3 separate regions of the Homo sapiens genome follow, and all the other regions are linked to region 3. Evidence: chromatin contacts called from ENCODE Hi-C or POLR2A ChIA-PET data. All regions are on one chromosome and are shown on one strand. The core of a region is the stretch at or near the end of the contact, and the rest is flanking DNA. Distances in the headings are between cores, read along the strand shown.

Evidence for each region. A loop is a pair of places that touch in the nucleus more often than their neighbours do. ChIA-PET counts read pairs that join two places held with the same protein, here RNA polymerase II (POLR2A). Pooled maps may share reads with other maps.
Region 1: a loop to region 3 is called in a pooled map, with 3 times the contacts of the local background. The contact joins two enhancer-like sites. A Hi-C loop is called at or near these places in 2 of 168 maps with a recorded cell type or tissue (CD4-positive, alpha-beta T cell and HepG2), 1 of 37 single-sample maps with no recorded cell type and 1 of 50 pooled maps. POLR2A ChIA-PET finds 5 or more read pairs at or near these places in 1 of 52 experiments (activated CD4-positive, alpha-beta T cell).
Region 2: a loop to region 3 is called in a map of MCF 10A, with 5 times the contacts of the local background. The contact joins two enhancer-like sites. A Hi-C loop is called at or near these places in 3 of 168 maps with a recorded cell type or tissue (MCF 10A, PC-9 and Ramos), 6 of 37 single-sample maps with no recorded cell type and 13 of 50 pooled maps. POLR2A ChIA-PET finds 5 or more read pairs at or near these places in 2 of 52 experiments (A673 and CD4-positive, alpha-beta T cell).

What each region holds. Positions count from the first base shown.
Region 1 is chr2:176,471,789-176,475,009 of GRCh38, forward strand. No RefSeq gene overlaps it. Among named protein-coding and RNA genes, the nearest start is that of NRAL, 34 kb to the right of the region's middle. RefSeq lists enhancers at 1,490-1,599, 1,690-1,759. Within about 2 kb of position 1,574, at least 3 of the 41 ENCODE cell types and tissues checked have a DNase peak (open chromatin) inside an H3K27ac peak, as active enhancers do.
Region 2 is chr2:177,723,329-177,726,239 of GRCh38, forward strand. The region is part of intron 12 of PDE11A (phosphodiesterase 11A); the gene reads right to left. Among named protein-coding and RNA genes, the nearest start is that of PDE11A-AS1, 51 kb to the left of the region's middle. Within about 2 kb of position 1,508, at least 2 of the 41 ENCODE cell types and tissues checked have a DNase peak (open chromatin) inside an H3K27ac peak, as active enhancers do.
Region 3 is chr2:177,147,737-177,151,082 of GRCh38, forward strand. The region is part of intron 1 of LOC105373760 (a long non-coding RNA gene); the gene reads right to left. Among named protein-coding and RNA genes, the nearest start is that of MIR4444-1, 63 kb to the right of the region's middle. RefSeq lists an enhancer at 639-1,362. Within about 2 kb of position 1,340, at least 2 of the 41 ENCODE cell types and tissues checked have a DNase peak (open chromatin) inside an H3K27ac peak, as active enhancers do.

The sequences.
Region 1 (3,221 bases), core at 324-2,823, 680 kb before region 3:
TGGCCAAGATTCACAAGTTTCTTTGTGTCTATATGCCATTGATGTAAATGAAATGTTAGTTGAATGTATTATGACAGCATTATTCTCATGGGGTATATTTAGATTTCAAAATCCAGCCCCCAACTCTTTTATTCAATGACTATGGTTATTTTAGACTACGTTTTAAGAAATAATTCCAGATAAAGTATTACAAATATCAAACCTATTTTTAAGAAAATCAACCTACTCCAAATAAACACCCATCCAAAGTGTAGTTAAGTCAGTTGAGCATGGTAAATAAAATCCAGTGGCTATCAATACTGGCTGAGCACACCTGCAGGCACAGCTGTGTGCTGGGTGCTGGGCACAGGAGTCCTGGAAGGCACTGTGACAGAACAGCTTATGGGAGAGGAAGAGGGGACGCTGATTTGTTGAATGCCTGTTATGGTTACAACTAGATGCAGGTTTACCATGAGGCTAATGAACCTTGAGCTTTAGGGCCCACATTTGCACAGATCCTTTCCAAGACCCTGTAGCACCTAAGTAATATGTTCACATGGCCACGTGTTTTGTAAAGTTTGGAAAAATAAGATATTTAAGTGCAGTTAGTTATGATCACTGTTTTTGTTTGCTCCTACTTCCCCTTTTGATAGGTACTTCCTTTAGTATTGAGTAGTGGGTGTGTTTAAAGATGGCCACTAGTATTTTGGGGACCTCGTTAAGGGAAATTGGGTTGGGACAACATTTGGTTTTGGTTTCCTGGTCTGCAGTCACTTCATGCCCAGTTATGTTCTTGCTAACCATCCCAGTGTAGAGACAGCTTCCCAGAATACATGTACTGTCCACCGGCTGACACCCAGCATGGGGGACAAAACTCAGAGCCCAGGCGTTGTATCACAACAGCAACACGCTCTACAGGGCCTGGCATCAGCATCAGAAATAGGTGACCGATGAGGGAGACACAAGATTTGAAATGTACAGAGGCAGAATCTGGTGTCATCAATGACTGGTGAAAACGGAAGCTCTTTTCTGTCAGGAATATACTTAATAATGAAACACAAATCGCCGTGTATAAACCCACCATACATTTTTCTTGGTGTGAGAAAAACGTGAGAAAAATGTGAGAAATAGAATGGATCACAATTCTTGTATTTTTAGGGTACAAACCCGTAGCCATATTATAAACAGAAATATGGCTGTGTTTAATGCTTAATGCATCCAGCTATCAATAATATAAAACAAGTTTTGTTCAATTGAAGTAGAGCAAAGGCTAAATTATCTTTTTATTCTCTCTATAAAAATCATATTACAAAATCATTGTCATATAAAGAAGTGATAAAGACTGTGCAGCCAAATATGGGAAAAATATTATGGAGGTTCATCAGGCTATTAATAAAAATATTGGGTTATTTTTCTGTATTTTGTGATGCATATGGCATTTGGCAGCTTAAAAATATGTAATTTATGGTGATTCCTTTTCTCTTTCTAAGTACGCATTCACTTTCACTTTCTCTTCTAGTCTTTAGACAGTGCTCTCCAAATTGTAAGCACTCTGAGCCCCACACAGTCTGGATCCACCAGGCCCAGGCTCTGTGCCAGTTTCAGGCATGTTAATCTTATTTCAGCTGCACCTTGGCTGGGCATGCTAGAACCTGCTCATCCCTTTTCGTACAAAAAGTGAGGCTCAACAAGGTGGAGTCAGTTTCCCGAGGTGAGATATAAGCGCAGGCCTGGATCCTTCCCCAGGTCAGCCTGTATTCACCACATGCTGGATTCACACCCAAGCCCAAGACTTGGCAGTGAGACTTTTCTCTTTTCAAGGCTGCCCTTGATGTCTGTCCTTTAATGTAGCACTTAGGAGCTTTCTCATTTAGCCTTCACAGTAGTTTTTTTCTTGTTTCATTACACCTCCCTTATTTTCAGCAAACTTTAAAAAATCTATTTCACACTGTGAGCAGAGGTCACCAGGTGGAAATCTCAACCCCTCCTCTTCCTCTGACCCCCGCCCCCAACCATCCTCCTCCTAGCCTGTCCTAGTGGAACTCAGTGAACGATGCCCCTCTGTTTCGCTCCTGCAAACCAGCAGTCCTCCCCACTTCACTCACTCACTCACCTCTGCATTCAGTCAGTTCCAAGATTTGTAGAGTTAAGCTCGTCAATACCTCTTGCCCTCCCTCCATCCCGCCGACCCTCCCCTCTGCCCCATCATTAGCTCAGGCCCGGATTGGGATTGGTTTAACTAAGTGACCTGCTACTTGGCCTCCTTGGTTTAGCTCTTCTTTAATCTGTTCTCAACAATGCTGCCATCTGATTCTATTCCCCTTCTGTTTAGAATCGTTTAAGTCATTCATTTATCATCTAACAAATCCTTACTGAGATGCTAATTTGACGTGGGCAATGGGGACACAGTGGAGAACAAGACAAAGTTCTTACCTTCATGGAGCTCACATTCTAGCATGGGGAGACCCACTATAAACAATGTTAATAAGTTAAGAATATAGATATTTCTAAAATCTGGACAAAAATGTGCATGTCAGAGAGTGATAAATGTTAGGCAGGAAAATGAAGCAGGGTAGGGGACCTAAAGCAAACGAGCAGCAAGGGAAGGGAATTTCTTATTTTGTGTATAGACTGGCTGGAGGAGGCTTCACTGATAAAGCAGATATTTGTCTGAGCAGAGACTTGAATGAAGCAAGGGCGACAAGCCATCGGGACATGCGGAAGAACATTCTAGGAGAGGAAACCGTAGGAAGGAGCATGACTGCCATGCTGGAGGTGCAGCAAGGAGGGTGGAATCTTGGTACCTTGGTGGGAGCTCAGGGGCATGGGTTGACAGCATGGCATTGGGTGTATGTCATGGGAGGCCTCTTGCTATTGAGAGGTTTGGTTTTTACTCTGAGTGGGTTGCAGCATTGTGAGGTTTTGAGCAGAGTAGTGATATGATCTGAGTTGTAGGTAACAAAATCATTCCTGGCAATGTGTTGGGAAGGGATTGTAGAGGGGCAAGAGTAGAAGCAGGGAGAACATCAGGAGACCACTGCCATGATCCAGGCAAGAGGTGATGATGGCTTAGAGCGGATGGCAAGAAGTGGGCAGATTCTGGATGTCTGTTGCATGGTTCTGTGTCCTTCAAGATAAAATGCCGAGTGCTCAGCATATCACACAAGGTCCTTCGTATCTGTCTCCTTCATATTTCTTAGCTGTCCCTAGGGCTTTGCACATACTACTCTGTGTTCCCAGAG
Region 2 (2,911 bases), core at 258-2,757, 580 kb after region 3:
ACCTCCACATTAAGATTTAAGAAGCCCCCAGTAAATGTCAGGGGGTGTCAATGTGTTTGCTGTGATACTTGGTTATTATTAGTGTTTAACTGCAATTCCCCACCAGCGCCACGCTGCCTGCACCACCATAAATTTTAATGTGATCATGTGCTCTTCTCTTTTCATATCCAGTGAATTCTGCAAGATCATAATATTCTATATGAACCCTAGCTGAACCTTAGTGTGATATGAAGAAAGAACAAGATTTCAAGCAATAATAGTTGTTCACCATTTTATAGCTTTTTTTAACTGGACACTGAGCAACATGGTTCCTTGAATAATATTACCCTAAACTAAATTCACTCATTCAATTAATCTTTATTGATACCCTACAGGATGCAGGGCATGGCTCAAAGTGCTAATGAGTACATTTATGGGATAGTAAAGAATACTGACTCTTAAAGAAATCTTTTTTTTTCCCCTTGGAAAATCTGTCAGAGCTCATACATCATTTATAAAACCGAAAAAAATGTCTCTGCAACCTTGGCACCACTACATGCCTTTTATTTTACAGAATACAAACAAAAGCAGAGTCATTTCCGATATCTAGTCTACATCGTGAATATAAGAAATATGTCCCTCATCTTTTATCATGTATTTATAGTTATAATTTATTTATTATGTATGTGCATGATGGAATATTTGTTCTATAAACTTCTATTAGTAAAGAAAATTTATATGATGATCATTCATCTGCAGGTTTTCTTCCTCATTTTAACCACAAATAATAACTGTCACTACCTACTGTATTTGTCAGAGGAATTCAAAGTATTTGGGAAATTTTAACTATCTAAATATCTTTTTAAAAACAAAGAATAACATTGAAGCTTTCAAATTTATAAATGTGAAATTTCAGACCAGAGGCATGGAACAAATTAATAAGTCATTAACAGGGTTCCCAGTGAATAAAATGTTCATCATTTTATATCAATTTGCCTGTCCTACACAGTAGTTCTTTTTTTTTTTAATTTCTAAAGGAACAAAACCGCTTTGTTACCTACACATGAACCTGAATACTTTTGCAAAACACAATGCTGAGTCAATAAGTTTATTTTCCACCCGTGAAGTGATTTTAGGGTTAAAGGTTAGGAAGCTGGGGCATATATTTATAATTTGCTTGTCCTGTTGTACGTGGTGCCAAAATTTGTTCAGCAGTGACACACAACTATGCATTTCCCCATTCCCAGAGACAATAGGCTTGGAAAAATACACAATCACAGATTTAAGGTCACACGGAGAACACTATTATTCACTTTAACAGCACGGTATGCAAGGTGGCAGTCATAAAACAGGCCCATCCTGATGGGAGATGCTCTTTTCCGACAGACTGGTTTTGTTGCTATCTCTTTTAGGAAAAACATTTATTTTGTGGTGGGGTGTGTACCTCAGTATTCCCTGTGCTAGAAGAAAAGAAGCACTTTCAAGGAAGGTGGGTAAGGTTTTTTCCCCCTTTTCTGGAAACCAGCTGAGAAACTTTGCCTTGGAGCGCCATCTAGAGGAAGCCTCAGCACACACACGCTGTGCTTTCTTAGCCTTATGACATGACCCAGGTTGAATCCAATGGTTGGTACATGGTGAGTTTCTTTTCTTTTCTTTCTTTTTTCCCCCCAGATTAATAGAGAATTTTGGTTCTAACACAACCCACAGACAGGAAATATGAGATCACTGGAATGGAATTTTAATCACTGATAAGATCAAAACATTGAAAGGCTTTTAGAATCTTCAGGAGTGCCAAAAGCATGAGTGCCCATTGGTGGTAAGAAATAGGGCATCATTTTACCATAGGCCGAGTCACATTCCAGAGATGAGAATTGATGAGCGAGTTAAATTTATTTTTAGCTACACTGATTGAGTCGTCTTTGTTACTTCTGTAATTATTTTCTTAATTAAAAAATTCTGATTAACCAGATTGACCAGAGTCAAGCTTGGAGAAGATACTTACGTTAGAGAGAAACAAATGTTGACACTTTTAACTGACTGTAACCCTTAGTTAAGTTCAACAAAATTTAATGAGCAGAAAATACTATCTTTTCCAGATGTGGCTACTCAATACAATGTGAAGGAGAACAAAATAACGTTGTATTCTTTCTGAAGTCATGTTTTTGTTTTGTGATCTCCTCCACCCACCCTCCTTAGAGAAATTTGACAATGAAGTCTCCTCTTTCTGTGTTAGCATGAATGCAAAAAAACAAAACCTAAGCCTTCTCCAACAATGCTGCTCTTCAAGATTGCTGAGCATACTTGCAAAAACAACTGTACCCTGGAAATATTCTGACGATATGAGCATCCCCATTGTGGTGACATAGTTTAAGAATTCTATTCTCTTCAATTTCTTGGAAAGGATCAAAATTGCCCATATAATGGAAATACCCACTGCAGAAAACTGGATATATATTTCCTTTTGCTCCTAAGTGTCCACTGTGACCCTGCTGCTCTTGCCAGTTTCCCCTATTCCAACTATTTTAAGGTTTGTTATAAAAATCTGTCTCTGTCCTTGACATTTCTAACTCAAAAATGTCACAGCCATTTCTTTTTCCTTCATTGAACAGGGTTCCTACTTACTTATTTTGGCAATTCGCATAAATCCATAGGTTTTCCCAAATAATGGGTTAAAAAGTTTTTTATTGAATGTCCTCTGTGGGCCAGACATATGAAATCTGTACACAAAACATTATACCTTGTTTACTGAGGTAGGATATGGAAAAACAAAATGAAGATTTTTTTTTTCCAAGCAATGGTTGTTACTTGAGCTATTAAGCCTCATGGTTCAAAGCACCTTCCTTTCTCACTTGATGGCTCACTCCTCTAACGGTGGATGCAACAGAAGAATGGAATCAGTCCAGTTTTCCCAGGCCAGTCTGCCTGTTTATTA
Region 3 (3,346 bases), core at 90-2,589:
AGATAAACCTGGGGAGATTTTTAGAATTCCATACTGAACCCCCTCCCATTATTATGATAGCAGAGGATGGAAATGGGAATAAGAATGCTGGACAAAAGAAAAGGGAATAAAAATACTTTTTTTTTAATTCCACAGGAAGTTTAAAAATAACAAAATCTATTTTGACCAAAATCAAAACGCGCCTGCCGATTTTAATTAAAGCAGCTCTATACCTTTGAACCAGCCAACAAGCAGCTGCAGTAAGCATTTGGCTGGCTCTGAGTTCCTAAGCTAAACTGCAGAAAAACGCCTCCTCCTGGATCTAATCACCTTCGGGCGCCTCAAATAAACCTTAGCGTGTGGGGCCAGCACAGGTCAGTTTTTTAAGAGCCTCCGTAGAACAGGGTCTTATTTTTGTTCCTGAGCTGAAATGCACACATGCACTTAGCAGAGAAGGTTTGCCTAATCTATCACCGGTTTTCGTCTGTTTCTGGGTTTCCATTACCTTTTGTCAGACGTTTTCTCCAAGATCCTCGCTGCTTTCTTTTTAATCACCTAAGAAGCAACATTGATGTGACAAGCTCCAGAAAAAGGCTCGTCCTTTCTTATCTGCATCTTCAGCCTAATGATGAGGAATGGGTTCCATAAACTTGAAAAAGGCAGGAAAATGCTGCCAAAGTCATTATCCACTACTTTAAATTGGAAAGAAAAAAGCTGTCCCTTTTTAGAAGAATGGTAATAACGTATAAAATAATTGTACAAAGCCTACAGCGTTTCATATAAGAAAGGAAATTGCCCAATGCAATTTAAAAGAAAAACAAAATACCTTCATTTCCCGCTATCTGAAATCTACATCAGAATGTACCCTCGATTTTGCATATGAAGCAGAGTGCTCAATTGCCTGCCAGAAATGAGAGCGAATTATGCCTGCACTCAAGTTAATATTGAAATAATCTCCCTCTTTTTGATACCTTCCTCTCGTCCCTTTTTCCCCTTCCGTACATTGCAGTGTCATTGCCTAAATCAATCTTTGGGCATTAAAGGTAGCTTCTGGGGAGCTTCTCAGTCGCCAGCCTGCTACTTGTCGGGGGCATCGGCTATGAACTGCAGCTGGATGGATGCCTGTCTGCCTGCTCGTCTTTAAGTCTCACGAAGCAAAACCGCAGGCTTTCTCGTACTCAAAACCACACCATCATTGTCCATATTCGGGTATTTCATTACAGTAACAGTTTGAAGGACACCAGGCTTACAGCCTTTTGGAGCAGACGGTAGGGAAGCTGCTCCACATGGATCATATTGATCTCTCCAACCACTCCTCGAACATCCACAGCTGTTCCAAGATTTGCGCCCAGCGGAGACGAGACGCGGCAGTAGACCTGGGCGCCACCTAGTGGATTCTATTGACCTGGGGGAGTCGTCAACGCGTGGTGAGGTATATAAGCTTCAGGGAACAATCCCTACAGCCAACCTAGAAAATACTAACTATAGTCGAAGCAATAGGGAAGGAGTCTTATCTTTAAAAAAAAAAAAAAAAAAGTAACAAGAAGATGACAAAAGAAGCAAATGATTCAAATGACTGACAGGAATTTCAAGAGTGGTTTTTCAATATAAATTTCAAATCTCTGAAATGTCAAAGTGCTTTATTATTTATATCTTTATTAAGAAAAGGAAAATATAGAAAGTTTATTTTGCCAAAATATTACCACTTTTCTTTAATCTGCCAGATTGGTCACATTTTGCCTTAATAAGTTTATAATTCAGTAAGCCAATCCAAATGGAACTGAATTTTTATTTTTCCTACCATCTAATAAATATGAGTCTTAAGAAAAGCTGTTTATAAAATATTCCACCAATTATGTCTCCCTTCTTCACCCATTCCATTCACAGTTTCCATTCCTATTATCCCCCAAAAGAGGTCGTACTCATTTTTCCTTCTATTCTTTACATGCACACATTTTCTGGAAGAAAGAACTTCAATTTTCTTCGTGGCAAAGTTGTGGCTATTACCTCGTTTGAGATCAAATTCAAAATACAATTCCTAGAAAGTTGTACCTTCAATTGATCCACATTCTGCAATCACTTCCTACTTTATGTTTTCAAATATATTTTATTTAACATTGCCACTTGATCATAATTTTCTAATTGTCTTACCTCCACAAATTGTACTTTTGTCTGATCCACAACCTCTGCCTCAGAAGAGGAGCCTATTAAATGTTGAATAAATAGCTATAACATAAGCAGATAACTATCTCTGACAAGATTTGTTAATAAATACTCTGGTTATTCTACCCTTTGGATGTGCTAAATATATCAACAACAACTAACATTTATTGAGGTTTTTTACTTGATGGTCACAATGGCCCTATTAAAATAGATACTACTATTATCCTTATTTTATAATTGAGGAAAGCTACTTCTAGAAGGTTAAGAAATTCACCACATTGACATGGGCAGTAAGAAGTGGAACTGAAATTTGAACCTGGTCTTTCTGACTCCAGAGCCTATACCCTGAACTTCTATACTACACTGTGTCTATCTTATATGTTGTTATTAAAATATATGATACACTATGATCTTATTACTGGTTGTATTATATTTTGATGATTCACTTTATAAAAGTAAATATTTCTAGTTTTATCCCCTGCAAAATAAGTTATTTTAGATAGTTGCTAAAATTATTCAAGTTGTTAATATTTTTTACCACGTTTGGTCTTTAAAGAATGAACTTACTATAATCAAAAGATTTGCACAAAGGAAGGAAAAGAAATTACTTTACTGATCAAAGGACCGATGCAGGAAAATATGCAAGCTGACTGCATTTCGCTAAGATTGCAACAATGAAGTGGAAGAGCTAGGGGAAATGGGAGATCTGGTAATAACTGTTTCTTTGTTTTTTCAGTTCACCTGACCTATTTAAACATTTTAATTTAGAAATGCTCCTCAGACTTCTCAGGTTTGGTCTCATGAGTAAGCAAATCAGGAACCCACAGGAACCACTTGTCAGGTTTCATTTCAAGGGAATTGGAAAGGGATCCTGACCTCCTAAAATATTTAAAGATGTTTAAAATCACATTCTTAGACCTTCTTGAACAGAAAAATGAACTTTTAAAAAAAGAGACAACATCGGTCACAATTGTTCAACACTAGAAATAACCCACAAGTCCCTAAAGAATAAAATAGCATGGCAAATAACATGGTAAATTCACGTAAGGAAATATTATTCAGCATTGAAAATGAATGCACTAATGCCACACTCAACATGGATGAATCGCAAAATACAATTTTGAGCAAAAGCAGCAAGACACAGAAGAATACAAATGATTCCACTTACATAAAGTGCCAAAACTGGTTCTGTATTTCACAATAA